3 separate regions of the Mus musculus genome follow, and all the other regions are linked to region 3. The links are chromatin loops, found by intact Hi-C in ENCODE. Cell type or tissue: left cerebral cortex. All regions are shown on one strand. Links, peaks and the distances in the headings refer to the core of each region. The heading gives the core; the rest is flanking DNA.

What was found. A loop is a pair of places that touch in the nucleus more often than their neighbours do. Peaks named below come from ENCODE experiments on the same cell type or tissue, not always from the same donor. Only the 100,000 strongest peaks of a DNase experiment are listed, where the experiment ranks them.
Region 1: a loop joins it to region 3, with 6 times the contacts of the local background. A loop is called at or near these places in 3 of 42 quality-filtered maps.
Region 2: it touches region 3 in a loop (8-fold over the local background); 6 of 42 quality-filtered maps call a loop at or near these places.

What each region holds. Positions count from the first base shown.
Region 1 is chr9:77,369,239-77,379,730 of GRCm38, reverse strand. The region is part of intron 3 of 5730403I07Rik (RIKEN cDNA 5730403I07 gene); the gene reads left to right. Among named protein-coding and RNA genes, the nearest start is that of 5730403I07Rik, 25 kb to the left of the region's middle. In left cerebral cortex, for the core only: a CTCF peak has its summit at 2,409 (motif pointing right); DNase peaks (open chromatin) are centred at 2,420 and 6,922.
Region 2 is chr9:77,335,201-77,345,692 of GRCm38, reverse strand. It overlaps a transcript of Mlip not described here. Among named protein-coding and RNA genes, the nearest start is that of 5730403I07Rik, 59 kb to the left of the region's middle. In left cerebral cortex, for the core only: no CTCF peak of the experiment used is centred there; DNase peaks (open chromatin) are centred at 4,331, 5,314, 5,938 and 6,251; H3K4me3 peaks cover 1,326 bases; H3K27ac peaks cover 1,382 bases.
Region 3 is chr9:77,246,780-77,257,271 of GRCm38, reverse strand. Mlip (muscular LMNA-interacting protein) reads left to right here and starts at 5,420. Exons shown (of 11, transcript NM_001368955.1): 1 at 5,420-5,525. The coding sequence starts at 5,481. In left cerebral cortex, for the core only: no CTCF peak of the experiment used is centred there; DNase peaks (open chromatin) are centred at 4,940, 5,184, 5,393, 6,442 and 2 more places; H3K4me3 peaks cover 2,842 bases; H3K27ac peaks cover 4,989 bases.

The DNA.
Region 1 (10,492 bases), core at 899-8,898, 120 kb before region 3:
TCTTTGAAGGAGCAAAACTGACTTCTTTTTTTTTTTTTTTTTTTTCCATTTTTTATTAGGTATTTAGCTCCTTTACATTTCCAATGCTATACCAAAAGTCCCCCTTACCCACCCACCCCCACTCCCCTACCCACCCACTCCCCCCCTTTGGCCCTGGCGTTCCCCTGTACCGGGGCACACAAAGTCTGCGTGTCCAATGGGCCTCTCTTTCCAGTGATGGCCGACTAGGCCATCTTTTGATACATATGCAGCTAGAGTCAAGAGCTCAGGGGTACTGGTTAGTTCATAATGTTGTTCCACCTATAGGGTTGAAGATCCCTTTAGCTCCTTGGGTACTTTCTCTAGCTCCTCCATTGGGAGCCCTGTGATCCATCCATTAGCTGACTGTGAGCATCCACTTCTGTGTTTGCTAGGCCCCGGCATAGTCTCACAAGAGACAGCTACATCTGGGTCCTTTCGATAAAATCTTGCTAGTATATGCAATGGTGTCAGCGTTTGGATGCTGATTATGGGGTGGATCCCTGGATATGGCAGTCTCTACATGGTCCATCCTTTCATCTCAGCTCCAAACTTTGTTTCTGTAACTCCTTCCATGGGTGTTTTGTTCCCACTTCTAAGGAGGGGCATAGTGTCCACACTTCAGTCTTCATTTTTCTTGAGTTTCATGTGTTTAGGAAATTGTATCTTATATCGTGGGTATCCTAGGTTTTGGGCTAGTATCCACTTATCAGTGAGTACATATTGTGTGAGTTCCTTTGTGATTGTGTTACCTCACTCAGGATGATGCTCTCCAGGTCCATCCATTTGGCTAGGAATTTCATAAATTCATTCTTTTTAATAGCTGAGTAGTACTCCATTGTGTAGATGTACCACATTTTCTGTATCCATTCCTCTGTTGAGGGGCATCTGGGTTCTTTCCAGTTTCTGGCTATTATAAATAAGGCTGCTATGAACATAGTGGAGCATGTGTCCTTCTTACCAGTTGGGGCTTCTTCTGGATATATGCCCAGGAGAGGTATTGCTGGATCCTCCGGTAGTACTATGTCCAATTTTCTGAGGAACCGCCAGACTGATTTCCAGAGTGGTTGTACAAGCCTGCAATCCCACCAACAATGGAGGAGTGTTCCTCTTTCTCCACATCCTCGCCAGCATCTGCTGTCACCTGAATTTTTGATCTTAGCCATTCTCACTGGTGTGAGGTGGAATCTCAGGGTTGTTTTGATTTGCATTTCCCTGATGATTAAGGATCAAAACTGACTTCTTGTATGTTTTAAGCAAACTGTTTTGTGGCTTACAGAGAAGCATCATCTCAGCCTGGTACAACTTCACAACCCGTGGTTCATACTGATTTTTCCCTTGTTAAAAACACTGACTGGGATATTGTCTGGGCATCTGAGCATCATTAAATAGGTGATTCGGATTTTAACTTTTTCTTGAAGGTGATTGATTCATGGCTGTGAATACAGGGCTAGAAGTGTCCCTTTGATATGAGCCTCATATCCCAGGTCCTGGAATTTTTAAGTTAATAACACATGTAGGGAAGAGATTTGTTTAATGATGCACAGCTGTAAAGGGCAAGATCAGAATTAGGGCCAACACATCCAGTTCTTCATGAAGCCTGAGCACTGGGCTGGAGCACTGAGTTAGAGCACAGAGCGACCAGTGACTTCCTTGACCTTGGCAATTGTCTGGAACCAGTAATCCGTCCTGAGAATTGACATGCTCAGAGAGAGGGGCAAAAACAAACACTGGTCTCTGGCAGGCTGACAGAATCCACACATGCTCGACAAATGATTATCTTCGGTGTGAGTCCCTTGGCAATGAAGGACAGCTCTAGCCCGTAGCTGGGTGATAAAGATGATCATGCTAGAGAAGGAAAGAAACTCCCAGGGGAAGCTTGGCTCAGGAGGGTGTCTCGTGCTTCTTCGCCATTGCGGTTGCTTTTGCCGTGGGCAGCCACAATAAGAAAGGGGGCATGCGAAGTGTGCTGTTCACATAACAACTAGAGAGCCCATGCTGGCTGGAGCTTAGAGTCCAACTACCTGGCGAGCCAGAAATCACCCTGGTTTCTGGAGTTCAGCCTGGTAAGTTTGCTCCGCTGCCACCCCACCAGCTGCCTTTTATCATAGGGATCCCTACCTAGGGAGGGCTGAAGTTTGAGGCCAAGGACCAGAAGCTAATGGTGGCTTTCCAGATGGAAACCTTGGCTGATAAAACTAGATTTAATAAACATGGGAACAAGCCCACGGCAAGACTCCTGGAGCTCACTTCCTTGTGTTTTTAAACGTGGTGGTTTGGGACTGCTGAGTGACTTTGCCAGGGAATGGTACTGCTTTGGATGGAAGTGGCTGGGTTGTGTGCCCCGTGGAGTCGGTTCCACAGCAATGCAGAAATCGTGGTGTCTGGTCCTTTCTGGCCAGCAGGGGGAGTGTGCCCCACATCCGGATGGTCGGTGTTACTTCCTGTGCCTCCCCCCACTCCAGCGGGAGCCGTCAAGCCCAGAGTGGCCTGCCTGAGGTGACTCGACTTTCCCCTTGGCTTAATCCATCCCTGGCCCAGTCCTGCCCAGATAATCGATCCTACATCTGCTTCAGCATCTGCAATAAGTAACTTGTCTCATTTGTTTGGAGAACATTCAGTGGGGAAAAAAGTAACCGGACCCATAAAGTAAGCCTATAATGTCCCCCGGGGGTATTTCCCCTTTATGAGAGAGACAAGCTTTGTTTTCTCAATGTCTCAGAAGGGAGAAGTTGTCTAGTGTTAATATGAGGGTTACTTACAGTAGACTGACTCTCAACATGCTCACTCAACTACATTTTACAAGGGGGAGAAAAGGCTACTCAACTTTCTAGTAGGATCCAAGCACCCCCGGTATCACGTAGGTATTGTCGGCGTAAAGCCCATGTGTCTCTCCTCACCCACCCCTGCCCCTGCTGAGAAATCCTGCAGGACTCTAGGAGGAGCTTGATGAAGTGAGAGAGGGGAGGAAGGAGACATGGCTTCAGCCTGTTGCCCTGGCAACTTTGGTTCTCCCTCTTCCTGAGTCAGCTCTTGACCTTTTAATTTTCTGAGTAAGTTGGTCGGAGACTGTTTAGGATCTATGGGTTGGATGGGAAGAGGGGAACCGTCTGCAGGAATCAATGTTTATTTACCTGTTTGTGAGGCGGGGTCTCATGTGTCCTAGGCTGGCCTTGAACTCTCTGGATAGCTCTGGATGACCTTGATCTCTGATCCTCCTGCCTCTATCTGCCAACTGCTACAGTTACAGGCAGGCATACACCCCTGAAGACTGGCGGAATAAACCATCTTGCCTTGAAGGTGCTATAGAAACACCAAGAGGAGTTAACAGCCAACCAGTTTGTGGCTTTGGTATTTTGACTTTTGAGCAGTTGAGGATGGACATAAGCTACACAGAACCTACAAAGCGATGGACATGCATGAGCAGGCACGTTACGTGAAGTGTGAAGCATGTGTAGCTTAGCAGAGGGAGCAACTCAGTCCAAGTCAGATTTAGAACTGGCTTTAATATGGTGTTGTGTCAAGATCTCCTGGGTACCACAGGGACTGGATTTGGGGTGTATGTTAGGGCAATGATAGCATCTTGTCCTTATGAGTATTTCTTATTAGAACCACCCAAAAGAAAGAGTTGTATTAAAAAGCTTGTGACATGACTTAGTCTTCAGTATTGCAGGACAATGAAAAGCCACATCTGTGGCTCTCGCTTGGAAATCTTATTATTAAGAGCGAAGACTTAAAAAAAGCGCATGAGAACACCTCCAAGAAATGTTAACTTCATTTGTGGGATTTACCAGTCACAGTGATGTGTGAATACAGTTCTGCCAAGATATGTGGCGTATGTTTTACTCAGTGCCTCATGGCTGCTGCTCTGTGGACTCCTAATGCGGACCCTTTCAAGTTTATCTGCTGTGTGAGAAGGAAGCCACCAACTTCTTACAAAAAGAAAACATCTTCCTCTCGATTACGGTTTAAAGCTTTCTAAAATATTTCCTCACAAAGTCGCCAAGGAAGTGATTTTAGAACTACCCGTTTTTAAACTTTTCCTTTCAGTTCGAATTCCGAATGGACATTCTAGATGTCAGCTGAGAGGTTTTCATTCCAGGCCACCTCACCTGGGCAGCTCACGGTCTCTGATCTGTGGGCCTATGGTAAGCTGGCTGGCTCCCTTGTGATGTTGAGTAGAAAAACCATCAGTCAGCTTGGGTCCAACATGGTTCCTCCGTGTTCCACTCTTTGACTTTTAAAGGTTTCTTTTCTTACTCCATTGCCAGCCTTCATCTCTGCTTATGCTTTTTCCTCCTTTATCCCCACCCCCCGTGTGTGTGCGTGTGTGTGTGTGTGTGTGTGAGAGAGAGAGAGGGGGGTAAGAGAGAGGGGTGTGAGAGAGGGTGTGTGAGAGACAGTGTGTATGTTTGTGAGAGAGAGAAAGAGAGAGAGAGAGAGAGAAAGTATGTGTGAGAGGCTCTGTGTGTGTGTGTGAGAGAGAGAGAGAGAGAGAGAGAGAAAGAGAGAGAGAGAGAGAGAGAGAGAGAGGGAGACAGAGTGTCTGTGTATGTGTGCGTGTGTGTGAGAGAGAGAGGGTGTGGGTGTAAAAGAGGGTGTGGGTGTGAAAGAGAGAGAGAGAGAGTGTGTGTGTGTGAGAGGGGGGAGAGAGTATGAGAGTGTGTGTGAGAGACAGATGTATGTGTGTGTTTGTCTGTGTTATCTCCTAGAATGGGAAAGATTTCAGCTCACGAGAAGTGCTGGTCACACTTTAGAGAGGTCTCGATTGCACTTAATGTACAGTTTTTTACCTGAGAGAAAGGCTGTTGTTCAGCTGTGTCTTCTCCACAGCTCAAAGCAGGGGGCCGAAAGCACCATTTTTCAGCAGTTACTAAATCATAGAAAAGTGTGACATGTGTCTGGGGAGAACAGGGCAATTCCGAGAGGGTTTTATTCTCCCTGTTATTTCTTTAAGCTTTGAGTATCAGTGCTCAGTTTTAAGTTCCCATGGCGGATGCTCTTATTTTATCGGAAAACTTCAGTGAAATCTCTCAGTGCTGTTATCCAGGGTAGCTTGCAGAACCCAGCCAAGTCTTCCCAGTCCCTCCTCTTTGAGGTCTCCCTTCCTCTGTACTTATCAGATCCTTAGAACTGGCTTCATGGAAGTTAAATATTAGTAATAAGAAAGCCAATACCCCCCAGGGCCCAGAGATTAAGTATCATCCTGGGGTTTGATAGTCAGTCTTTGAAAGGTAAGAACAAACCATGAGCCAGTTGAATTCATTGGAAGGAGTCAGACTGGAGGACAGGGAAGACGGGGAGAATGTTGAGGACGGGGAGGACGGGGAGGATGGGGAGGACAGTGTCCCCAGAGGTTCTGAGTCCTGAGCACCTTCGGGCCACAGAAAATTCCTTTTCTTCCCCGTACATCACCGAGACAGCTCATTTCATTAGCAGTGATTTTGCCACCCTTGACAGACTGATTTATCTTCCAGCCTAAGCAAACATTACCTCTCTCCATTCTATCGATGGTTAATCGAGCCAACCAAAAGACTGGATGACTTTTAACAAATGGCTGTTTATTTTCCTTTGTGTTTTGAAAAATATTCCTCAAGTCACACATTCTACTGATGAGGCAGATGTCACTTCTTGAAGACATATGTGTATGATGTATATGCATGTGTCTTTTTGTCTAGAAGTAATTTCACGTTTATGGAAGTTTCTTGAGTAAGAATAGCATAAAGAACAGTATTTCACCAGTCCTCAGGGTCCATGCCCTGGTGACGTCATCTCTACCTGCTAGACTGTTTGTTTCCCGGTCCTATTCTTTCCTTTCTTTCTCTCTCATGCGCACATGCAATGACATGCCCCTTCAGGGAAGGCACCAGTTTGAGTGAACATGTCAGTGATTCTTTAATTTACAGTGTAATGCCCTTCCATCCCGCTAATGTGCAATGTGGCTTACTTTTGCCTCAGCGCAAACTGTAGCCAGGAGGCGCGTTCCACATCCCTAAAACATTTCTGCAGACTTTTCCCACTTTTATGGCATTGAAAGTTTTGTGGCAAGGGTAGAAGACTCCTCTCTCTATGACTTTGTCTGAATTTCTTCACCACTAGAGTCAGGCTGTATCATGATGCCAGGATATAGCCATTTCTGAAATGCGCGCTTCTCAGAGAGCCAGTTCACCCTGTGGGTAATGCATTTTCAGCACGCAAAACGGCTGCACCAATTCTCAAGTTGTAAATGATCATCATTTTCCCCACTGCAAATGGTCTACAGAGAGACACGTTAAGACTGTGTGGCCATCAGCATCTTCACCTCAATGTCCCCTTAGTGTTAGCATTTGTGGAGGATGCTTGCCTGAGCCAGCCGGTATTGTGGTAGTAACTCAATGATAAGTAAGGATCTACTCTGGTGGGTTTTTGCTTTTGTTTATTTGTTTTCCAGCCAGCACCCGGGAATTAACTAGAGCCTAGACCCCTCCTTTCTCCTAGTTTGCGTGTGTGTGTGTTAAGCTAGTCTCCTCTGTGTGTGTGTGTGTGCTAAGCTAGTCTCCTGTATTGATTATGGTTATGGATGCTAAGAAGTCAGAGATCAAGGCACCATCAAAGTTTGTGCATCTTGTTTGGCTCCTTTCTCATGATGAGTGCCTTCTTTGTGTCTTCAAGGCCCCCCCTCCCCCCAGTCCCACCTACAATACCCGAATCACCCAGGCTCCCCACTCACCCCCGGTTATTAGCATAGGGTCCTTCATGGTCTATTGTCAGAATCTAGGGAACAAACACAGTAAAACCACAGTAGCATGCATCATCTGTGTGGATACACAGTCCCCATTTCTGTTCTGTGCTTCAGATGGCCCCCCCAGTTCTCATCCACATTTAGCTCCATTCGTAGATTAGTCTGGATCTGGCTAGCTGTGAGACGTCCAACCTGGTTTTGTGTGCCTGTGCCATATGGCAGTTATCCATGTGAACATATCCTTATATTCTGATGTAACAGCATATTCCAGGTGCTCCTTGTGGTCTGGAACCTTGCCTTAATCCACTTCTTCAAGAATGTCTATTTCCTTTTAGTGGAGAACAGCATCAAAGATAAAGATCACTAGCTGAACTCATTGCTTCAGAGATATCTCTTTCCAGAGTTTTTAGTTAGAAGATCCGGGAATACAGGCATGTAAACATTCACACAAACATGCATATATACTACACACAGCATACACAGATGGGTCTACATGTATATATTGTACCACAACCCGTATTTTAGCGACTGTGTCAGCCTCAGTTCATAGTCAATGCCTTCTGTGCGGATTTGGCTTTATGTGACTATAACCACCTTGGTTTGCCCCAGATTATGGAAGAATGGCCATTCCAGTTGGCAAGTAGCATGTAGAACTTTACAACCATAGCTTTGCACAGACCCCTTCGATATTATTCTAAGACAAACCAGCTATATTCTAGCTTGGGTGAAATCATCTTTATCCTAAACCACAAATATACCCTTTTATCAAAAATTGTAGGTCTCACTGCCAACCAGTAACACACAGCCATCAACTTTGGGTCCATAGCTGTATGGAGATGGCATTCATCCACCGGAACTGGGTCATATCAGAACACCTTCCCCATTCCACATTTGCTGTTTTTTTTTTTTTTTTTTCTTCCAGGAGTGAGAGCCATGGCTTTCCAAAACTTCCACACATCCCCCCAGTCCTATAGCACATCTAAAAATAATGGCCATGCTCATATAGAACCTACAACAAAATAAAAGCACTAGAATGAAGCGAGGGTCTTCATTCTCCTTTTTCTTCCATCTTCCCACCCTGGCCATACTGAGGGGCACAGGAGGTTGTGATGAAAATTATATAATAGCTCAAGTTGTTATTAGATAATAACCCAAATTATCTATTTTTGAGAAACAGTTTTGGCCCTGTGTGATGATTATAATTTTCATTTGACACACACTTGAGCTAATTTGCTGCACTGTCCCCTCTTTGCCCTGCTAGCTTTGTTTTTATAGTGGAGGAAATTTTAGTTGGTTAGAAAAACATTTTCTTTTTCTCTAAACAGATTTATTCATTTACAGTTTCACGGATGTATATACTACATTTTGACCACATCTCCCATTATCCTCTCTTACCACTCCTGCCTGCAGAACCCCTTCCCCTCCCACCCAGCCAGTTCTCTCTATCTTTCATCTTGCCTTTTTCTTTTTTTCTTTTTCTTTTTCTTTTCTTTTTTTTTCTTTTTGTGTGCCTGTCTGCACAGCAAGAGGTGGGTTGTCTCCCCAGCTTACCCCTGGCCACACCACTAAAGGATGTGACCCTCCCTTCCCCACCAACCACAACTACCTGCAGCTGGAGCCTCACAAAGCCCTTCCCCATTCTATGACAGAAACGCCTGGCCCCAGTTTTGGGAGGGTAAGCACCAATGCTGTGTGCTTAGGGGATGTGGCACCGGTGCGGAAACCCGCGCGTCTAGAAGACAGTGTTTCCCGGAATTCCTTCCCTCCTCCACTCTCACATTCGTTCTGCCCCTCTTCCGTGATGTTTGCTGAGCCTTTATAGGAGTACATTGAACATTAACTTGTTTCCGAAAGTAAAAAGGTAAAAGCAGGTGGATCCGGAATGTGTTCTGTCCTCCATATTCCTCTTCTGTGGCATCCTTTCTGGTCAGACAACAAAACATGCTGTTTCTCCTCCCCTCCACCCACCCACCCTCCCTCCCCGAAAACAGAAACATTACATTTTGTTTGTGTATAAGCCAGCTCACAGTGTGGTATTTGTTCTCCAGCGGGAGGGTGTTTCCACTTGTTGGCTAGTATCCTGCCTTGGTCAGAGGACTTGCTCACTCCTTCACAGAACATCACAGTAGCCATCCTGTGCTTGGCTCGGAGTGTGTTCAGGCTCCTTTGACTGTTTCTACAAAGTTTCACTTATGGTGACTAAACTCTTGTCTGTATTTCAAATTGTTGAAGGGATATTATGGGGATAAATTTCCAGGAGCAGGGTTCCTAGGGTTGAGAGGGAACTCCGTTCAATTTGTTAGATATTCTGTGGGGTAGCAGTATCTTGTACCCCAATGATAATGTATGAAAGTCTGGCTTCCCGATGCCCTCTGCTCAGGTTTGTGAATTTTTCCAAATCTTATTGCTGAGTACTGTTTTGTGATTTCAGTCACTGTGCATTATTAGTAGTATTAATGAAGTGAATATCTTTTCATATAAGTAAGTTGCCTGTTTTTATTTTATTGTCTATTGATCGATGGTATTTTTTTTTTACTTCCCTCAACTTTTAAAGTTTTTTTTTCTTTATATAATTGGGATAGTAGCCCTTTATCTATGATACATCAATATTATGTATATTGAACATATTTCCTTCTGGCTCGTATTTTATGATCTGACTTTGCCTATGTCCGTTGAGTCTTCAGTTAAAAGCATTTAGTTCTGTTGCCATTGTTTTCTTAAGGTGCCTCTGGATTTGGCTTTAGTCATAGTTAAAAAGCGTTTCTTAGTCTGTATCACAGGTGAACATGTTCTTCTTCCCTATACTTATGTAGTTATATTTTTAAAACTCAGATTGTGGCTTGCTGTAATATTTACTTTTCTATATGATGTGAGGAATTGATCAAAAATTCCCAAATAAATAATTTATTGACACAGTTTATATAAAATTTATTACTGTGCCAGTTATTTGAATGATGTATAGGATTCTATATCTACATAAGCTGTGGTGTTTTCATATATACCAATATATGCTTCAGATATACATATATGTTTTAATATGGCACACACATGAATGCGTGCACATACACACACATATATGTATATATATATTTCAGATATATGCACACACACACTTAAGTAAATATCCTTTTAGGATTTAAGATGAAGCCACCACCTAAAGCTTTCTGAATTTGGATTATTGTAATTCTGGCATTTTGTATTGTATTTGTGTTTGTGTTGTAACCCTGGCATTTGCGTCCCACATGATAATGACGACAGTAGCTGTCAGTCATCTCTAGCACCACTTCAGAGAGGACAGAAGTGGTGGCTCCTGAGCTCAGTCATTAGAAGTTGTCAGGGGTCCGGGGTGGAGCCTCATTTTACATCAGTTTTAAAGGTAACACAGCAAAGATGGAGCAAAGTTCTTTCTTAAGATGGTCTTAGAGAAAAGAGGCAGCCCCGTTGGAGGCAAATATCCAGGCAGCATGTGTGAGAGTCATGGTTAAATTATCTGCATGATGGCACACATAGCACTGGAGGGCGACTCACAGAGCTAGGGCTCTTCCTAGCGCCGCCGTGGCTGCTGGAGATAAACTCACATTCGCAGCTCCATAGCTGAGATTTCAATTTCATTTGCTTACAGTACTGAGTTCTGTGGTTTTCAGTCCTTTCATTTTACACATTGCTTTGGGCTCGGAGGGACTTCTCTTTGTGACAAAACCCCCTTTAGCGTACAGTGACAGGTGGCTTCTCTGATCCTGTGAGATTAGAAGG
Region 2 (10,492 bases), core at 1,407-9,406, 89 kb before region 3:
AGCCAAACGTAGCGAGCATATGGTTGCTTTGAGAATGTGCATCTAAACATGTTAATAGCTCTATCACTGCTTTCTTTGTCAATGTCAACATTTAGTTTAGTGAGGTTGCTAAAAATCATTTAAAAATATTTTATATGGAGTTCACTTTGTTCTGAAAATTATTCACTATACTTACTACAAATAGTACTATTTCTTACATTTTTTTTTAAAAGAGGAGAATAATTTTCTAAAGGGGAGAACATCTGTACCTTGCTTAACTAAAGTTGTATTTCTCTGGATTTTAATGAACAATATTGTAATGTGTATCATGACAGAAGGCAACATACACAGTTTCACTTACCACTTTAAGTTATTATGTGCATGAATAAGTAAGACAATCTCCTGCAGCATTTAGAAAGACATACTTTATTCTACTAGAAACAGACAAAACTGAAGTGGTAGTCCTAACTATGTGCCATCCTATGATGAAGGAATTAAATTTCTACCTTTTTTGGTGTGTGTGTGTGTGTGTGTGTGTGTGTGTGTGTGTATGTGTGCGATGTAGGTGTTTCAATGTTCACGTGTATGTGGATGCATATGCATTTGTGTTTGTGTGAATGTGGAGGGCCCAAATTGATGTTGGATATGGTTCTCAGTAGTTTAGTCTACTTAAGGGACTGAGGCAGAGTCTATAGCTGAGCCTGGAGCTTGCTGATTCCAGTTGGTCTGACTGGCCAAGTTCACTCCAGGGATCCCCACTGCTGCCTCCTTAAGGACTGCGATTGGAGGCAGGGGACCCACTTGTCTGGCTTTGATGTGGGGAGACCGGAGCTCCAGTTGTCCTAGCAGGATGACAAATGTTTTATCCATAGAACCATATTTGCAGTCCCATCTACTTTTAAATATTGACTTTTCTCTTCGCCCTGAAGTCGTTGCTGTTTGGTGGCTAACAGTAAAGATTCCTGGGTGCTAGCTACTTTCCCTCTCATCTAATTAATAATATGAAACATCCGTAAAAGAAGATTCTCCAAAGCTTTCTACAGCTGCCAGTGCTGAGTGAAGTCATGCGTAACCAGGTGGCTATCATAGCCAACTTCCAAACACTGTAGTGACAAGTCAGTTTCCGTGGATTTACAAGTCTATCCTCAGCCCTTGAGAAATCTGCTATGACGCATGCTGACCTCTTAGTCATGGAAGCTGTAAAGGCAGACTACACTAACGCTAAGGTCTGGGGAATGTGGCAGGGGTTGGGAGGGGAGGGCTGTTTATGACGTATTTCAGTGTGGTCATTTCCACAGCCACAGATGTTAGTGCTGAATGGACTTTTGTTTTTCTGGTCCTTCTGCATCCCGAACTGTGTTCCCAGGAACTCTGATTTTTTTTTTTTGAATGACTTCCTCCAAAGGAAGTGTCTATACTCAGGAAGATTCAGAAAACACTATGGAATGTACTTTTTGAGCCTTATATTGTATTTAACATGTATCTGTGGGATACACTGGAGCTTGAGTTAGTGTGTCTTAAGCTAATGGATGAGTGTGATAGGTCTTAACACGTTACCAGGGCCGGTTGAGGGTTCGAGGAACTGTGCACTCTAGAATGTAATTACAGATTATCATGTAAGCTAGTCTTTTGATTTTATATATAACTTTATAACATGCATCTAATAGAATAAAAACCTCAAGCTTGGTGTCACAAAAGTCTATAACATAAGGTAAATTTGGGAGTAGTTTAAAAACAGCTATCAATTTCTATTTAATATGTCTTAAAAACTAAGCAAAACCAATGCAAAATATCCTAGCTGTTTTTTCAGAGCAAGTCTTATTTACAAGTACAGTGTATTAGCAAAAAAGGTTACTCACATTTATAGTAATTGAAATCTTGAAATGAAAAGAACTATTCATATATTAATGTAGTAGAAATAGTCATGTTCCTTAGGGCATTCTAACATAATGTGGTTTGAGGTGATAAAACTAACTAAATTTCATATATAAAGCTATTAGCTCCTATTGTGTTATTGTGATGTGTCTCAAGGGACAATCTTATTGTCTCAAGTATTGACGGTTCAGTGATATTATACAGTAATTATATAACAATAACTCATTTTATACTCAAACTTGTTAGATGCAAAGCAAGACCGTAGTTAATTTTGGAATGTCATAAATGCTGTTTGGGAAGAGGAGATCTCTGGGGAGGTGAGTAGGCACCTGATGATTAGAATTCTAACAGAATATATGACATAAGAAGATGAAAAATTTTACTTTTCATGTTTAATGACTGACTCACCTTGAATTTAAAAATGGCATATATAAGTTTACAAATTACCTTACAATTTTTTTAATTCAGAGAGAAAATAATTTTGATTAGTTTTGAATACAGTGAAAATAAACAAAATTAAAGGTATTAATCATTGTGAATAAAATGTAAAATATGAAAGATTATGCCTTCAAAATCATGATAACCCAGAGAAATACAGCTCTTTAAGTAAAAGTTATAACTCCATCAATAGGAGGAAAATTACTCACTTTCTGAGAACAACCTTGTTAGCAAGCAGAACAATGCAGGAGTAATGCTTTTGGTTTAATTCCTGATGTGATTATCTGATGACATTGTATTTTGTTGGGCATAATACAGATAGAAACAGTCTTAGGAAAAATGATTCTAATGATTCATTGTGTTTCTCAATGGCTATTTGGAATAAGGCAGAGCAAATCTAGCAAAGGCTCTGACTTTAAGAAGAGCAGTGAGCTTTAGGTGTTTCAAGCGGATTATGAATGATAAGCATAAATTTTAATAGCTTGGAAATACTCTAAGCATACACAACACAGACACCCCAGTCTCTCATATAGATCTGTGGCAGCCAAGTCCATAATTACTCACCAGAATGTCTTAACAATGGGACAATTATAGAGTACTTCATGCAGTAATGTATTTTCTCCTAACATCCCCCTACTCATTTTTCTTTTTAACTGTGTCTCGTTAGAGTTAATTGTCAGCAAGTACTCATTACGGAAGAGAGCTGATAAAAAGGTTTTGTTGCTACTATTTCTGGTGTGTTACTTGTTAATCGCGACATGAATGTTGTTTCTGATTCATACAGGATTCTGTACAGGAAAACTTTATAATTAAAAAAAAAGTGGTAAATCTCTGAATGTCAGGCGGCATTACTATTTGTCTTTTTAACAAGTTCATCTTGGTGGTAGTCAACATATAGGAAAGATAAAACCACCCTTTTCTTTGGTGTGAGTTTCATTGTTTTGGAAACTTTATTCCATTCACTTTTTTACTTCTCAGAATGAGCAAATGATTCCTGCTCTGCCGTGTGCTGTGATTTCACTGATGAAGTTGCCTTGTGTGACCATTCTGTCTGATTACTTAGTGAGTGTGAGCTAACTTATACCTAGACTTCAATTCTCTTATGCTGTTGCTGTATGTGTGTTGGTGGTGATGTGCACATATGTGTGTGTGTGTGTGTGTGTGATGGGCAATGTTGGGTATTCTAGTGTAGTTTAACAATGGGGTTGCTCTTTGTGCACTCAACCCTCCTACTTGGCACATTCCAGGATGGCTCAATTATCATTATATCATTTATTTATTGGACTCTTTTCTCCAGAGAGTGCCAACACTCTGTAATAAGTCGATATCCAAAATGCTCGTTGGAAATAATTATTTTTAAAAACCAGGCAGGCAGATGCTGCAGGCAGTTCCTCAGTAATTGCCCCTCGGCTAGAGTCCACAAAGAGGAACTTCAGGGCGGGTTGCTCTGGGTTTCTGGACTCAGGGCCACTTCCGAATCTTAAGGAACATTGCTAACGTATTCATTGTTAGTAATTTAATTTTATTTCTCAGGGAACCAAAAACTCTCTGAGAACCCACTAAAGAGCCTGTAGGATTGTTCCTTCTGCATCAGGTATTGGAGAGTTCTCTGATTAAGATAAGGCTATCTAGAGAAAGGCGGCTTTCCATATCTCTATGAGCAGGAAGGGAATTCTGGCTTTATTTCTGGCGAAGAGGTAAAGCTGCACACATTGTGATATTAAACAAGAGTTGCTTTTCCCACATGTTTCTCTTATGTAAGAACAATCCCACCCTGACATATTTCTAGTCCCTTCTCTCTTAGAGCCACTAACAAATAAATAATAAAAAATCTTGATGAATCCATGACCACTAAGTACAGAGGATGTAAGATCCTGTGAAGGGTGTGAGAACTGAAGTCCTACTGTGTGCCTGTAAGGACAGTGAGCCTGGGGAAAAGATGAACTGGGTGTTTTAGTCCAATCCTCAGCTGTCTGTAAAAATCCACTTTTAGTGCCTGCATGTAACTCTGGGTGCAGATGAGGACGGCCTGTGCTGCTAACATGGTGGGTAGCTCCTGGGAGCCTTCTCAAGGAGCCCAGTGCGAGAAAAAAAGTTGTGTTTATGTGACCTTTGGCAAATCACTTAACCTGTGGTTCCTTATCTACAAAGTGAGAGGTTAGATTGGTTTTTCAAGGAATGTTGTACTGTGTAGCATTTTATAAGTGTATGAAAAATGTCCCCTTGCTACGGATTTAGCAAATCCTTTGCAAACAGAAGCAGTCTTGAGGCAGTTTATTTTTTATATGTAAATGTGTTTGTAGAAGTTATTGCTATTAATAAAAGACTTTTTAAAATATAAAATTCACAGTTCAGTACTCATGTATTCAATTGCATATTTTTGCAGTTTTTTTTCTCTTTTTCTTACTGAGAAACAATAGAGTCAGGAATTTGATCATGGGAGAATATTGTGGAATAAGTGACGAGAAGAAAATGTAAAGGTCTCACTATTTGTGTAGAAAGATCAAAATAAAATAGTGTTTTTGCAGAATATTACAATATTGTTTTTTTTTAATCAGCAATGAAAACTTAGAACACAGAAGAAACTTGTTTTAAACGTCATTTCCAAAATGGCTTCTTCAGCTGTGACTCCTTCTGTTTTGTAGTTTTAACCACCCCCTGCAAAGCGCCTGACACAGATAAGCTCGATTGCTCCTTGCTTTAATTTTAGCCCCTCCGCATCACAGCAGGTTGAGGAAAAAAAAAAAAAAAAAAAAAAAAAAAAAAGAAACACGTAGAAGCACGAGAGAGGCAAAATCCTAGCCGGTGTTCATGTTTCTTTTTCTCGTTAACAAAAGCAAGGGCTGGAGAAGATTAGAACCCAGGGGGAGTTAAGAAGTGAAACTGATAAGAATCCAGATTTCTGCTTTCTGGTTCAAATCCAGTTCTTGAAGCCATCCAGCCTTTTGAGAACCACTGCTAATTAAAGCAGTGTCTGCTGATAACGTAAGTCCGGGATACGCTGTTTGAATGGCTCTTTTGATGTAGCTGTGTGTGATGGCAAATACAGAAGCGAGGCAGATGGATTGCAGGCTGTAGCTCAGCTTTCAAAGTGACATTTAGAGCGCACTGTACAAGGCAAGGGGGGGTATTTTCAAGTCGTCTTCGTGGGAATTACAATCATGTATAAGTTCAGCCCTAAGCACGATTCCCCCAAGGGATGGGGATGAGAATAGACTATCTTCGCGACAGAATTGCAGTGCTACATGACCTTCATGAAAGCAAGGAGATGATTTTTCAGATAATTTTTGGAGGATGGCTGTGATATAATTGCTGGCTCTTTGCAAGTGCTTTTTGCCTAAATATTTCCCAAGGGTCCTTTCGTGAGTTTTCTGAGTTAATGGGCATTTCCTTGCATGGGTGGTCTCTGGGCAACAGCCTGCCACCGCTCCACCTGGTTCTATTAAATAGGCCCCGTGCCTTTGTAAATATCAGGATACAGTGGTCCAGGGGTCGCCTCATGATTTTAAGTACAGACTTGATAACCTTCATCTTAGAAGATCAGAGAGCCAGTAGGATTGCTTTTCCAAGCCTGTTGTAATTTCTCTCGGGATATCATGTCATAGCGTGAGGCTGAAGGCAGAAAATGTCAGCATGAATTAACAAGCTTATTGCAGAGAGTGGGGTTCTCCTAAGCCTGTGGGGAATGAAATAAAATCTTTGCCAATCCTGACTGCGTTTGCAGTTGAGCTCAGCTTCTCAGCTGGGAATTCCTGCAGACTTTGTCAGGCTGTCTGCTCTGCTCTCCTGTAGGTACATCCATTCCATTCCATTCCATCCATCCACCCATCCATCCATCCATCCATCCATCCATCCATCCATCCAGATGCATGCAATCATTCCTCAGTCTAAATGCATTCATTCATCCACAGGAATGGGCAGTCTGAGTTGTTCACTTCCTCACAACTGCTACTACTAAGTCTGAGGTGCGAAATGAGGTGACCCCCCAAGACTTCCACAGAACCCTCTTGTAAGCTCAGCGTCATAATGAAGGCTCTGTGGGATCTCTCTCCCTGACTGGGGCACCCTCGGGAATTACAAGGTGTCCATTAAGGGTCTCTTCCTTCAACTCAGCTTCACCCCACTGCTCCATTTTCTTTTTCCCTAGAAAATTACAGCATGCTTTTTCATACTGATTCTCTTCTCCTACCAGGTTTCTCTTGGTTGAGAGTTTAACTTTGAAACTTCTTTTGAGTGGCCAAGAGATACATGCTTCATCAGACATCTTGAACCAAGAAGATCCTTAATCTCTCTCTCTCTCTCTCTCTCTCTCTCTCTCCCTGCATGCATGCATGCATGTGTGTGTGTGCGTGCGTGTATAGATGAATACACATGAGTGCTGGTGCCTGCAGAGGCCAGAAGAGGGTATCAGTTCTTCTGGAACTAGAGAGACAGGCAGTTTGGTCCTGGTATAGTCCCTGGGAACCAAATTCTGGTCCTCTGCAAGAGCAGCACATGCTGTTATCCGTGAAGCCATCCGCCTACTTGCTCTGATTTATTTTTTAAAGGGTTCTCTCAATGTTTTATTCATGTTGCATATTCTTTGCAATCAATAGCTGATAAGTGCTAGATAGCATTTTAAAATTCCAATTTTAGGTTTTTGTTTGTTTCTTGAAAGAGAATGTTGATATGTAGTTCAGGCTGGCCTTGAACACCTTGTGTATCCCTGGCTGGCTTTGACTACAACATCCACTTGATTGCCCCTGTGCCTGGGTTGTTGTAGGATATTCACATTGTCTATTAGAAAATGCTATGATCAGAATCTGCCCTCTTAGTTCATATGCTGAAATAAACCAATGTGCTTCTCCTGAGGACTGGGGTTTTTAAGGTGAGAGGGTAATTAAGCTGTGTGATTGGAGTCCTAATGAGTGAAGTTATGATCTTGTTAAAGACGTTAGGGAATCGAGACAGGATGGAGCAACTGTCCTTTTTTTCTTTTTGCCATTTATTCATTTCTCTATTCGAGGACACATGGGAGTCTCCATCTCTACTAAAAGAATAAACCAAGCCTTCTCCAGACACAACATGTTCAGTGCCTTGGTCTTGAACTCTAAAGCACAGGACAATGAGAAGGCAACTCCTGTTCTTTGATATAGAGGTAGGTTCTTAGTCATGCAGCACACATGGACGAAGGCATTCACAGGACTAGGTGAAACCATTGTGTAAGCTATGTCATGTGGCATGCCAAAATACATAGATCTTGAAAAGTCAAATCCTATTTCCATGTCTTGCATTGACTCCTCTATTTCATCCATCTCTCGTCTTTGAGTTGCTCTGCTGTAGTTATTACCATCCTAATGGCTTAATATGTTCTTTGCCTTTTTTAGGGGCCTTATTATGGGATCTGTACTTTTCAGTGGTGACGTGTTATTTTTTTAAATGATGCTTTTATTTCTGAGTTGAGATCTGTATGTGGGGAGCTACTGACAGTTACTAGCTTCTAGGAGAACAACAGCCACTTTTCTTTAAGGGCGTGGCCTCTGGTGGATAGACCACCCTCCAGTGAAGGCCACATATCCAAGAGTATCTGAGCAGTATAAGCTATAGTTGATGTGTTAAGGGGGAAACAAAAGAGGACAGAAGTTGGATGGCAGGGAAGGGATAGATATGACCAAAACGCATTCCACAGAACTCCCAAAAAACTAATAAAAATGAGAAAAAATGTAGATGATGTAACTGAAATGCTCCCATTTTAGAGGTTTGAAAGCTGACTTGTGTGGCTGTGATATGCACATGGTGGTGCCCATCTCATGGCTCTTAGACTTTCAATGTGGGGCTTTAGAGGAAGGGATAAGAAGGAGGAGAGACAGAAAGCATCCTGGTACACATGTGAGTGCACAGAATGTTCATCTCAGACACACAGTAAGTGACACTACTTGATTCAACATCTTATTAAAATCCATTTTCTACAATGTTGAAGATCAAAGCCACACAAGTTACCCTCCCCTGCCAGCCCTCAAAGGGGTTCAAGCCCAGATTCTATTTATTCACAGTATCATCATCCTTACCTCTTTCTCTCGCACTTTTTCCCTTTACATAATATTTTCCCAGGAAATGAACATTTCTCATAGTCTTTTAAAAGAGTTTTCCCTTTGAAATATATAGTCTTTAAGAGTAATATTCCTTAAGAGTAATAGGTCCAGAGACCCAACTATTCAACAATATGCTTTTGGGCAGGTAGCTTTACCCTTGGAATTTCTTAAAAGCAAAGAAATATATGTGTGCTTGACTGAAACAATGCTCATGCAATATTGTTCATAAAAAGAATAAACAGTTGAACATTGCTAATTTATGATGGCAATACCTAAGGGAGTTTGGTGTACCAGACTCTGTTTTTTATTATTTTGCTAGAAAATACAGCTTTTATCCAAAGTAGAAGCATCATAGATCATCCATGTCACAGACATTATGTATCTGTCCATGAATGTATTTGTTCAGGATATCCTCATTTGCCAAACTATACAAATTATTTTTTCCTTTTTCTTTTTTCTTCTGTCATACATCACAAGTGCAATTTCCCTTCTCTACATTCCTTCCAGTTCCCCCCACAAATCCTCTCTCTCCCCAGACCCACTGTTCCTCTTCAGAAAAAAACAGGCTTCAACTGAATATAGTATAACAAGATGCAGTATGACAAGGCACAAACCCTCATATCAAGGCTGGATGGGGCAACCCAGTAGGAAGAAAAGGGTCCCAAGAGTGGGCAAGAGTCAAGGACAGACTCCACTCCCACTGTTAGGAGTCCCACAAATACCCCAAGCTAAACAAACACAACACATATGCAGGGGACATAGTGCGACCCATGCAGGCTCCGTGATTGCTCCTTCAGTCTCTGTGAGGCCCTGCAAGCCCTGCTTAGTTGATTCTTTGTGCCTTGTTCTCCCAGTGTCATTGATCCTTCTGTCTGCTACAGTCCTAACTCTACAGACTTAAGTGTCCACATAAGGATAATTCTGTGGGATAAATTTTTATTTTTCAATCATACTGAAATTTCAAATAGCTGAAAATGACTTTTTGGTAATGAGCTCATATTTTGATGGCTGAGCTGATTGATGAAAGTGTATTAAAAAGGATCGCAAGACTGCCTGAGACATGGTGCTGAATTCATCTGGCAGCAGGCATAGAGAGGCCTTGAGTGCATTTATGCTTCTGCCTGTGTAAGTCCAGCCACCTGGAGAATGGGAAGCTCCTTTAAGGTTAGGGACCTCATGTTCTTGGTGCTTCATTATCTGGGTCAATGTGGAGTGGTACTCTTAAAACTTTGAGCTATATAGACATGGTACGTATATACCTAAGTGTGTGTGTGTGCGTATGTGTGTGTGTGTGTGTGTGTGTGTGTGTGTGTTTGTGCACACGCGCATGCGTGTATGTGAATGTGTGTCTCTCTCTCTGTGTGTACTGCACTATATATAATTTAATACATTTCAGAGACCCCGAACTAAACCTAAATAGCATACTATTAAGCCTCAGTTACATATGAAAAGCTGGTTATTTGACACATTTCCAGGACTAGTTTCAAAGGATGTTGAATCTCAGGAAGAGACATACCCCAAGGGAAGAGACAGATGGGATATTAAGATTTTTGTTCATGAAAAGCAGAAATCCACAAGTATAAGGGCTGGCTTCTCTTTCTGATTGATCTCCAACTCAGCCTCTCCAATCCTGGCTATGAGTACAAATTGAGTTGTCTTTCATAGAATCTTCATAGGATGTGAAGAGCCAGAAAACAAGCATGTTTGATGCTGTGGTGTGGGAGAGTCCTGGACACCCTGTGTAGATTGATGGCAGCAACTGTGACGTTGGCAGCACTGCAGGCTATTGGCATTGGCAGTAGTATCATCAGAGAGTTATGTGAAAGTGATCCAGAGTATGACACGAGGGACACAGCAGTTTCTCTGTGTTTGCCAATACCCCCATCAAAGAGGAATGATAGAGTACAGAGATTACGAAACTTTCTCTTAGTGTGTAAATTATATATAGAGATATTTTTATATATAGTATTTAATTTTTTAGTTTGTTTTTGACATGTACACATATAATACTCATCCCTCCTCCCTCTCTTATATGCCTCCCCATCTCTCTCTAACATTCTCCTTCCTCTCTCCTAGTCTCCATCCCATCTTCATGTCTTTTTAACAATTATTATTGCTTTCTTTTTTTA
Region 3 (10,492 bases), core at 1,570-9,569:
TCCCATTTCTAAGAAGGGGCAAAGTGTCCACACTTTGGTCTTCTTTCTTCTTGAGTTTCATGCGTTTAGCAAATTGTATCATATATCTTGGGTATCCTAAGTTTCTGGGCTAATATCTACTTATCAGTGAGTACATATTGTGCAAGTTCTTTTGTGATTGGGTTACTTCACTCAGGATGATGCCCTCCAGGTCCATCCATTTGCCAGGAATTTCATAAATTCATTCTTTTTAATAGCTGAGTAGTAATTCATTGTGTATATGTACCACATTTTCTGTATCCATTCCTCTGTTGAGGGGCATCTGGGTTCTTTCCAGCTTCTGGCTATTATAAATAAGGCTGCTATGAACATAGTGGAGCATGTGTCCTTCTTACCGGTTGGGACATCTTCTGGATATATGCCCAGGAGAGGTATTGCTGGATCCTCCGGTAGTACTATGTCCAATTTTCTGAGGAACTGCCAGACTGATTTCCCTTCTCAATAGTCACAAATAATATAAAATACCTTGGCTTGACTCTGACTAAGGAAGTGAAAGATCTGTATGATAAGAACTTCAAGTCTCTGAAGAAAGAAATTAAAGAAGATCTCAGAAGATGGAAAGATCTCCCATGCTCATGGATTGGCAGGATCAATATAGTAAAAATGGCTATCTTGCCAAAAGCAATCTACAGATTCAATGCAAGCCCCATCAAAATTCCAACTCAATTCTTCAACGAATTAGAAAGGACAATCGGCAGATTCATCTGGAATAACAAAAAACCTAGGATAGCAAAAACTCTTCTCAAGGATAAAAGAACCTCTGGTGGAATCACCATGCCTGACCTAAAGCTTTACTACAGAGCAATTGTGATCAAAACTGCATGGTACTGGTATAGTGACAGACAAGTAGACCAATGGAACAGAATTGAAGATCCAGAGATGAACCCACACACCTATGGTCACTTGATCTTTGACAAGGGAGCTAAAACCATCCAGTGGAAAAAAGACAGCATTTTTAACAAATGGTGCTGGCACAACTGGTGGTTATCATGTAGGAGAATGCGAATTGATCCATTTCTATCTCCTTGTACTAAGGTCAAATCTAAGTGGATTAAGGAACTCCACATAAAACCAGAGACACTGAAACTTATAGAGGAGAAAGTAGGGAAAAGCCTCAAAAATATGGGTACAGGGGAAAAAATTCCTGAACAGAACAGCAATGGTTTGTGCTGTAAGATCGAGAATCGATAAATGGGACCTCATAAAATTGCAAAGCTTCTGCAAGGCAAAAGACACCGTCAATAAGACAAAAAGGCCACCAACAGATTGGGAAAGGATCTTTACCTATCCCAAATCGGATAGGGGACTAATATCCAATATATATAAAGAACTCAAGAAGGTGGACTCCAGAAAATTGAATAACCCCATTAAAAATGGGGCTCAGAGCTGAACAAAGAATTCTCACCTGAGGAATACCGAATGGCAGAGAAGCACCTGAAAAAATGTTCAACATCCTTAATCATCAGGGAAATGCAAATCAAAACAACCCTGAGATTCCACCTCACACCAGTCAGAATGGCTAATATCAAAAATTCAGGTGACAGCAGATGCTGGTGAGGATGTGGAGAAAGAGGAACACTCCTCCATTGTTGGTGGGATTGCAAGCTTGTACAACCACTCTGGTACATTCTTAAGAGTTCCCCCATGTTGTGTATTTCCACTCATTCTGCTGGCCCTCAGAGCTTCTCTCTTGTCCCCCCCCCCATACTTGATCATGTTCCCCATTTTTCTCTCACTCTCCTCTTCCACCCAGATCCTTCCCTCTCTCTGCCTCCCATGATTGTTTTCTTCTCCCTCCCAAGTGGAATTGAGGTGTCCTCACTTGGGCCCTTCGACATGTTAATCTTGAGTTCTGTGGATTGTGTCCTAGGTATTCTGTACTTTTTGGCTAATATCCACTTATTAGTAGTACATACCATGCATGTTCTTTTGGATCTGAATTATCTCACTCAGAATGATATTTTCTAGTTCCATTCATTTGCCTGAAAAATTCATGATGTCCTAGTTCTTAATAGCCGAATAGTATTCCATTGAGCTAGACAGAATTTGCAACAGAGGAATCTCGAATGGCCAAGAAACACTTAAAGAAATGTTCCAAGTCCTAGTGATCAGGGAAATTCAAATAAAAATGATCCTGGGATTCCACCTTACACCAATCAGAATGGCTAAGATCAAAAACTGGTGATAGTACATGTTGGCAAAGATGTGGAGAAAGAATGCTCCTCCACTGCTGGTTGGATTGCAAACTGTTACAACCACTCTGGAAATCAATCTGGAGGTTCCTCAGAAAACTGGAAATAGATCTACCTGAAGACCCAGCTATACCACTCTAGGGAATATACCCAAAAGATATCCCAGCATACCACAGAGGCATGTGTTCCACTATATTCATAACGGCCTTATCTGTGATAACCAGAAGTTGGAAACAACCCAGATGTACCACAATGGAAGAATAGATACAGAATTTGTCTTAAATCAGGGACCATCATCATTTGCTGGCCAAGTGCGAATGGTTTCTTCAGAAACTATTCTAAACTCATGTACTCTCTGGAGCTATAAACGTAACTAACCAGATGGTTGACAAATGTTGCTGCAATGCATGGCTTTTAAGTTTTTATTTTAAGTAAAAATTATGACTTCTCTCACTGAAGTAGTTGTAACAGCAATGATTATTTTTAATGAAACAATAATTGAAAATTATGAGAGAAAAAATGCTAAAAGATAGACAAAAATTGCAAGTTGACAGGTTAACTGTTCTGATGGTGCAAAGTGCTTCAAGGAAAGCTTTGGATATAGCTAAAGACAGAGGCTAAAATGTTTCCTTTTCCAAATTTGGGCTTAATTGCCCTCTTTGCTTTATGTTTGAAGAAGAGAATGGGCACAAGACAAGATCCTAGTAGGGAAAGCAGAGTGACATAGAAGACAAGAACACTGGAGTTGTCAAGCTCTTTTAGAATAAACGGAGCCATTGACAAAATTCTATACATCACTGGCCCGGGATCCATATACTAGATAGACTTCAGAGAAGAGTGCATCTAAGACTGGACGGCAGGCACTCTTTGAGGTTAGAAGTACGCATATTCATCTCTGAATCCTTATTGAATGACGCATAAAGTTAAAATACCTTGATTCAAAGTCTTTGATGATAATCTAGATTTGACCGACTTTTCTGGTCTTAGGAGTCTTTTTATACTCTCTTGTATTATTTATAAAGTTAAAAACCCACAGTGCCATGAGAAGTAACATACAAGGGATAGTATCTGACACATAAGCATGGGCTGCCCGAGCTGAATCTAACTGTAGGATTCTATGGAGCAATGCTTTCCTTATTCACATTCACAGGGTAGACATTCAGAACAGCTCAGAGGTCCAAGATCTTCTGACTTGTGTCCTCTGCTTCCTGTCTATTCATGCTACTCACTTCTCTTACTGCTCTAACAAGGGCTTCCCTAAATCTTCTCTGACTGTCAGATAAATTCTTCTAGATCCAACAGGATACCATTTCCCATTCTGAGTGTAGCCAAATTCTTGCAATTAATTCACAGCAAATGTCTGTGCTCTTGTGGCTTTATGAACGGTCAGGAAAATACCACCGCATGGTTTAGTTTTTGTCAGCTTGACACAAACTAGAGTTGCCAGGCAAAAAAACAAATCTCAATCAGAGAAATGTTCCCATTTTATTGTCTTGTAGATAGGTCTTTATGGCATTCTCTTGATGGTGTATGGATATGAGAGGGCCCAGCCCACTGTGAGGGGTGACACCCCTGGGCAAGTCCTGGGAGGTATAAGAAAGTGAGCCTGGAAGCTAGTTGATAAGCAGTGTTCCTCCTTGCTGCCTGCCCTAGTTTCCCTCAGTGGCAGACTGGGATCAGGATGTGTAAGTCAAATAAGCCTTTTTTATCTTCAAGTTGCTTTTGGTCATGATGCTTATCAGTGCAACAGAGAGGAGAAGTAGGAGAACAACACACCAGCAACAGGATACAACCCAGAAGCTTGTTGAAAGTGCAGGTGTGGAGAATCCACTGCTGAACTTCTCAAGCAGAAACTACAGTTCTAAAGGTGCTGCCAATGGCGGATCATGCAGTGACATTTAAGAACTATAGGATGGGTGATGGGCGATCTTTAAAACTCTCTTCTCTTTGTATCTCTGTTATTTATATGACAGATTTATGTATATTCTCAGAAAGAATGAAAGGTTCTTGGCATCAGATATACATAACCATGAGTGTAGATGTCAGAAGATATCTCTTACTGATGTAACAGCACATACATTTAGAAATTTGGCCCTTTCCTGGGGCAAGATGTACTAGTGTTATTTGCAATAGTTTCCCTGCTTCTTAATAGAATCACTGTGAGTCATTATTGCGCTCATGATTGTCCTAAGTTCAAGCTCTTGACAATGTTGAAAATATTAAATGCTGTAACTGTACGTGAAATAAAACCTTCACTTTTGCATAGCATTCAGTATATAGCCAGCTCCCTCCACATTACATCTTCCAGTGCTTATGCACAAATATAGATTGCATAGGTTTGTAGAAAAAAATCAATGCTTAGAGAATAGGAATACTGAATAAATCAATCTCGTGAGAAATATTTGTGACTTGTTTATAGGTAGGCAGGGCAGTCACTATCTTCCAGCAACAGTGGAAGGGAATTTTGTTTTGACAGCTATTTGGTAACAAGATCTCTTTTAGAGCTACTTTTGTTTAACAGCAGAACTTGAGTCACTCGGATGCTCCAATATCATTGACTGCCGTTCACACGCCAAGGACTTGTCACTGAAATGACTGGCTTTCCAAAATGATCACTGTGTTTTCCAGTTCTTTATTTAGACGCTGTGTTTGCATGTGTTTGTGCATCTGAATGTTCTCTGCGAGCGTGGTCAACCAATCACTGAAACTGGCAGATGCCAGGGCCCTTCAATCAGCTTCTCATTGCTGTCCAATCTGGCTTCTCCCTTCCTTTCAGGGAATACATAATTGGACTGCAAGCCTGAAAGGAAAAGAGGGCAAACACATAGAGGTAGCAATTTTTCACTTCCACTGATCCCATTTTAGCAGTCAGTGTGACCTCTCGTGAAGTTCCAAAAGTAAAAATTGTCAAAACAAACCCTTTGGAGCTGAAAAATACTCAACTCGGAGAAGCATCTGTTCTGTGTTCTTTTAGATTCCTCCTCCCCCGCAACCGTGTGTGTGTGTGTGTGTGTGTGTGTGTGTGTGTGTGTGTGTGCGCGCGTGTGTGCGTGTGCATATGGGTGCATGCGTATGTGCTTGCGTGTGTGTGTGTGTGTGTGTGTGTGTGTGTGTGTGTGTGTGTGTGTGTGTAGGCGATTGCGTGCGTGTGCCTGTGTTGTTTTAGTAACAGGCTCTCTTTCCACCTCAGTCATTGGTTTGCTTTCAGAGCAGGGGCTTCTGAGTGCCTGCAGGAACAATTACTTCCAAATGACCTCCTGCATCTTAGCGGGGAGCCTTGAGACCACACCCAAGGTAAAGAGAAGTCTTTGCTTAATGCTTTCAGTAACTTTTAAAGACACCCAGTTCTGGTATATGCCGGAGGGTGTGAGGGCGAGCTACCCGGGAGCTGATAAATTTGTCTGTGTTGTTGAAATGAGATGGTATCTATAGTCAGAGAAACGGGCAACTGATAAAGACAAAACTGCTTGTTGGGCAAAGAAAAAGCCAAGGATTGCGCTTGGCATAGAGTTAATGTTTGAATGCTTGTGATGTCTTTTCTTAGTAAGAGGCTATTGGTCCTCTGTGCTGCGGGTGCCAACACGGTGGTGTGTTTGGGGGGCACTTTTAGGGAAATAGAAGAAAGAATAGCACACAGCCTGAAGCTGAGCAAAGGAGCTTACAGCCTGCGAGGCACTGGGGAAAACACCTCTCATGTTATAGCCTGTGCCACCGGTGAGAAGGGGTCAGTCTGACAAAAGGGGTATCTCAAGCCACTATTTTAATCCACTTAGTTCTTATTTCTGTTATTAAAATAGTTTCCCGAAGATCAGATGTTTAAATGGCATTGGCAGCTGAAAGTGTTAATTGCCAATTAAGAAGCGAATGCCATTAACTTGCATCCGCTTCCGCTTTGTGGGAAAATGATTTTTTTTTTTTGTCTCCATAGCGATTCATTTTGGGGCTCTGTTAGATCTGCCACACAGTGTGCAGTAAATGGTAAATGGCTTTCTTCTTCTTCTTCTTCTTCTTCTTCTTCTTCTTCTTCTTCTTCTTCTTCTTCTTCTTCTTCTTCTTCTTCTTCTTCTTCTTCTTCTTTTTTTTTTTCTGAGCAAGGGATTCATCAGTCTACAGGCTAACATAGATCTTCAGAATATTCCACAGTGTGGCTAGTGTAGCTTCAAATCCCATTCCATCAAAAGGTCCTTTCAAGTGAACCTTAGGTTTCTGGTAAGACACAATACAGGTGCTAGATAAACACAGTGAAAGACCTGGGTGCTAATTTTGTAGTACTTTCTTGAAAGTTAATATCAAAGGGTTGCCCTTTTCCTGATGTTCTGGAATATGCATATAAGGACAGGAATCAATCCCTGAGTTTATTTCTACTCAGTAGTAACTCAGTGAGGTAAGCCTTTAATCTTTAGATTACATATAACATATATCACATATCACACACATATATCTATATGTAATAAGTAAATATTATATATAATGTATTTGTTCAACTAAAATAAGGAAGTAGAATTGCTTCCCTACATTGATGACGATATTTCACTTAGGGAGGGCATTGAAGTTCCTGTGGGCAGAGTGTAGCCATAAAGTTGAAGGCCACTATCTTGCTCCTGTTCAATGGCCTTCTTTCTCATCGTGTGTTCATGTTTAGAAATCTCTCCATCATACTGTGAGAAGGGCACATCTTGTTCATCTATGTACTGGCTTCCTTTTGTTCTTGTTTTGTGTACTAAAATTATAACTACCAACTTTTTAAAAGACTATAGGTGGAAGTATCCCTTGCAGAATTTTGTACTTTAGAGATTTAAGACAAGACAAGCTGGACAATTGTGCAAGGCACTTGGGGAAGTAAGTTTAGATCACTGTATATGCTTTAGAAGATATGGCTACTGGCCGTTTATTAAGGGTCAATGGGTTTTGTACCTGTGGGCTATACTGAAGCCTTTCCTATAAATCTATTTAATTTCCTTTGGATAGACTTCAGGAGACCAAATCATTTCATAGGAAAATGAGGGCAAGAATAAGCACCTGGAAGTGAGGTCAACATATCATCCTTTCTTTCTTGATAACTATTAAATGACTATTTTGTCCAAAGGAGAAGAAAGGATAAATATTTTAATTATTATAGATAGTTATTTATTGTTGTAGCCAAATACTTGCCTAAGGCAATTTAAGAGAGAAAGGGTTTATTCTGGCTTGTGGTTTGAGTGTGCAGTTTAACATGCTCAGTAAGGCAAGGCAGCTGGAGTGTGAGGCAGCCTGCTAAACTGTACTGTCAGTCAGGAAGCAGAAAGAAGATGGATGCTGTCACCAATGAGGCTTCTCCTATCTTGTCTTTTGCTTGGAACCCCAGTTCACTGAATTCTGCTGCCTACATCCAGGTGGGTCCTCTGCCCTCATCAGTTAAGCCTTTCTGGAGGTACTCCCATAGCCACACCAGCAGTGTCTCCTAAGAGATTTCAAAATCAGATCAAGCTGACAAGGAATCTCAACTACTGAGTACTCAGTGGTACCCCTCTTTACACCGCTCTCCATCTCGGCAGGACATTGACAAGCTTAACTATGTAAGAAAACATCCCTAGGAAAACCTAGGAAGTCAGTAGCATTCATTATGTGTTGTTGATTAGCCTTAATGGCCTTTCTTTCTCGGTCCTGTAAGGGGTCTAACCTTTCTTCCCACTAAGGAAAAAATGGGAAGCACTGCTTTTAGATGATGAGCTACTACTCGTCAACTCTGACACGGCTATCGTAAAGAGATCATGACAAATAATTTTAATTTCTATGTTATATTTTGTTTATATTATTTCCATTCCCCAACTCTTTCAAGATATTTCTCATTTCTAGCCACACAACTTTGTAAACTTTCTCTCAAAAAAAGAAAAGAAAAGAAAAGAAAAGAAAAGAAAAGAAAAGAAAAGCAAGGCAGGACGGAAGGAAAGAAGGGAAAAAGGGAGGGCAGAAAGGAAGAAATAAGAAAAATCTATTTACTGGTGAGAATCAGGTATTGAAGCTATCCGCCCTCATTGTGTTAGGATCAATGTGATTTTAGCATAGTAGTGTTTCTTTTATGAAATTGGGTGCCCTTGCATTTGGTGCATAATAGTTTGCAATTATCCTAATCTGTTGTTTGATTTTTCTCCTTCAATATGTATTCATTGTCCTTTACTATCTCTTCTGATTATTGTTATTTGATGTTCATTTTGTCAGAAATTAAAATAACTACATCTGATTTTTTTTTCTTGGATCCATCTGCTTGGAATAACCTCTTCCATTCTTTTACCTGAGGGGATGTCTATCCTTAATGGTGAGATGTGTTTCTCAGAGAAAGTAAAAAGAAGGATTCTGTTTTCTATTAAAATCTGATATTTCATGCTCTTTTATTGAGGAATTGAGACTGTTGATTCTGAGAGTTATTTCTGAGCATTGCTTATTAATTCCTATCATTTTATTGTGGATTTAAAAAAATTTATTTGGTTAACTGTTCTTGGATTATTTGTTCCTTGAGTATAGTTAACATTCTCTTCAGACTGAAGTTTCCTTATAGTGTCTTTTGTAGAATTAAATTGCCAAAAAGAAATTTTTAAAGTTTATTTTTATCATGAAATATTTTTTCTTTCTCCTTTGATTATGACCAATAGTTTTGTCGGATATATCCAGCAAAAATTATACATATGTATGTATAATTTTTATATATATGACATATGTGGCTTTTCAGAGCTTGTAGGGCACCTTCCAGGTCATTTTGGCTTTCAGAGTCTCCATCAATATATCAGTTGTTATTCTAACATGTCTGCCTTTATATATGACTTGATATTTTTTCCTTCAGCTTTTAATATTATTTTTTGCTCTTTACAATTAATATTTTAATTATTATGTATCACAGGGATTTTCTTTTCTGGTGGCGTCTATGTCTATTTGATGTTTTGTATGCCTCTTGCTCCTTAGTAGATATCTGTTTAGATTTGGGAGTTTTTCTTCTATGATATTTAAATATATTTTCTGTGCCTTTGACCTCAGTTTCTTCTTTATCTATTCCCTTTGCTTGTAGGTTTGATCTTTTCATAAAGATATTTTTTTACCTGAAATTCTCTTTTATATTTCATCTAATTTTTTGTTAAGACTTTTCTCTGAACTTACTCTTTTGATTTCTTGAATTTTCCCTACCAAGTTTTATTTCAGTTTTGCTGTTCTTTAGTGATTCTATTTCTTTGTTAGATTCTATTTTTATATCTTAATTGCTTTTATTATTTCATTCAAGTGTTTGCTTATATTTCCAAGCCTTCGTATCCTCTTTAAAGTCCTTTAACATATTCACAATTGCTATTTTGAAATTCTTGTCTTATCCTTCAGTTAAATTCACCTTTTAAGGGTATATTAAAATAGGGGTGTGGAATTCTGGAAGAGGTATATTGTCTTGGTTGTTTATATTTATGTTTTTGCACAGAGTTAAAAATTCTATGGTATTTCCTGGTATTGATATCTGGTCACATCTTTGTGGTGTGAGTATTTCAATCATTGTTGGTTCCCTAATCTTATTGTGGATCAACTGAGTGATTCTTCCTTTTCAGTTCTGAAGCCACTCTGAGTTTCAGGGTCTCAGGACACCGTGGTTGTCAGGTTGGCTGAAAGCAGAGAGAGTTAGGTGGGGAAAATGACTCTTGGGAATCTCTCCCTGAAGTTCTGGCTGGAACTCTGGGCTCTGACTCCAATTATTCCCAGATTGCCATTGGAAGAACAAATGGCAAATGACAAAGAAGAGCCTGTTAAAGGGTGAAAGCTGAATCAGAAGGGTGTGACATATACTTTAAATGCCCTGAAGAATGAACATTGTATTCACATATGTTCACCAGTTACTAGAACATTATATCCCATGACAAATATTACTGAGTAGTTTAGATCTTTCAAGAACAAGGGTGAAGTCTAACACAGGGCTATCAAATTTTCTTCAGTTGATTCATGCTCACAAAGAATATCTCTAATCAATAACCTAATGTCCATGTTGCCAGTTCCAGAGACTCTCTGGACCTCACTTTCTGACTTTTTCATGTTTGTGCTACTGTGCTGACTCTTGGTCCTGACATTTCTGCTGTCTCTCCACACTGCATGTACAAAGATAGCCCTGTCATCTTTTACCTCATATACACTTGCCCTTCACATGTTTAGTGACTTCTTCTTAGATCATCTTCTCAAAGTCAAAGCCCAGACTCCATAGTCATTCAGAATTTCTATACTATTATTTTTTTGTGGGACTACCTCTTACTTTTCTAGAG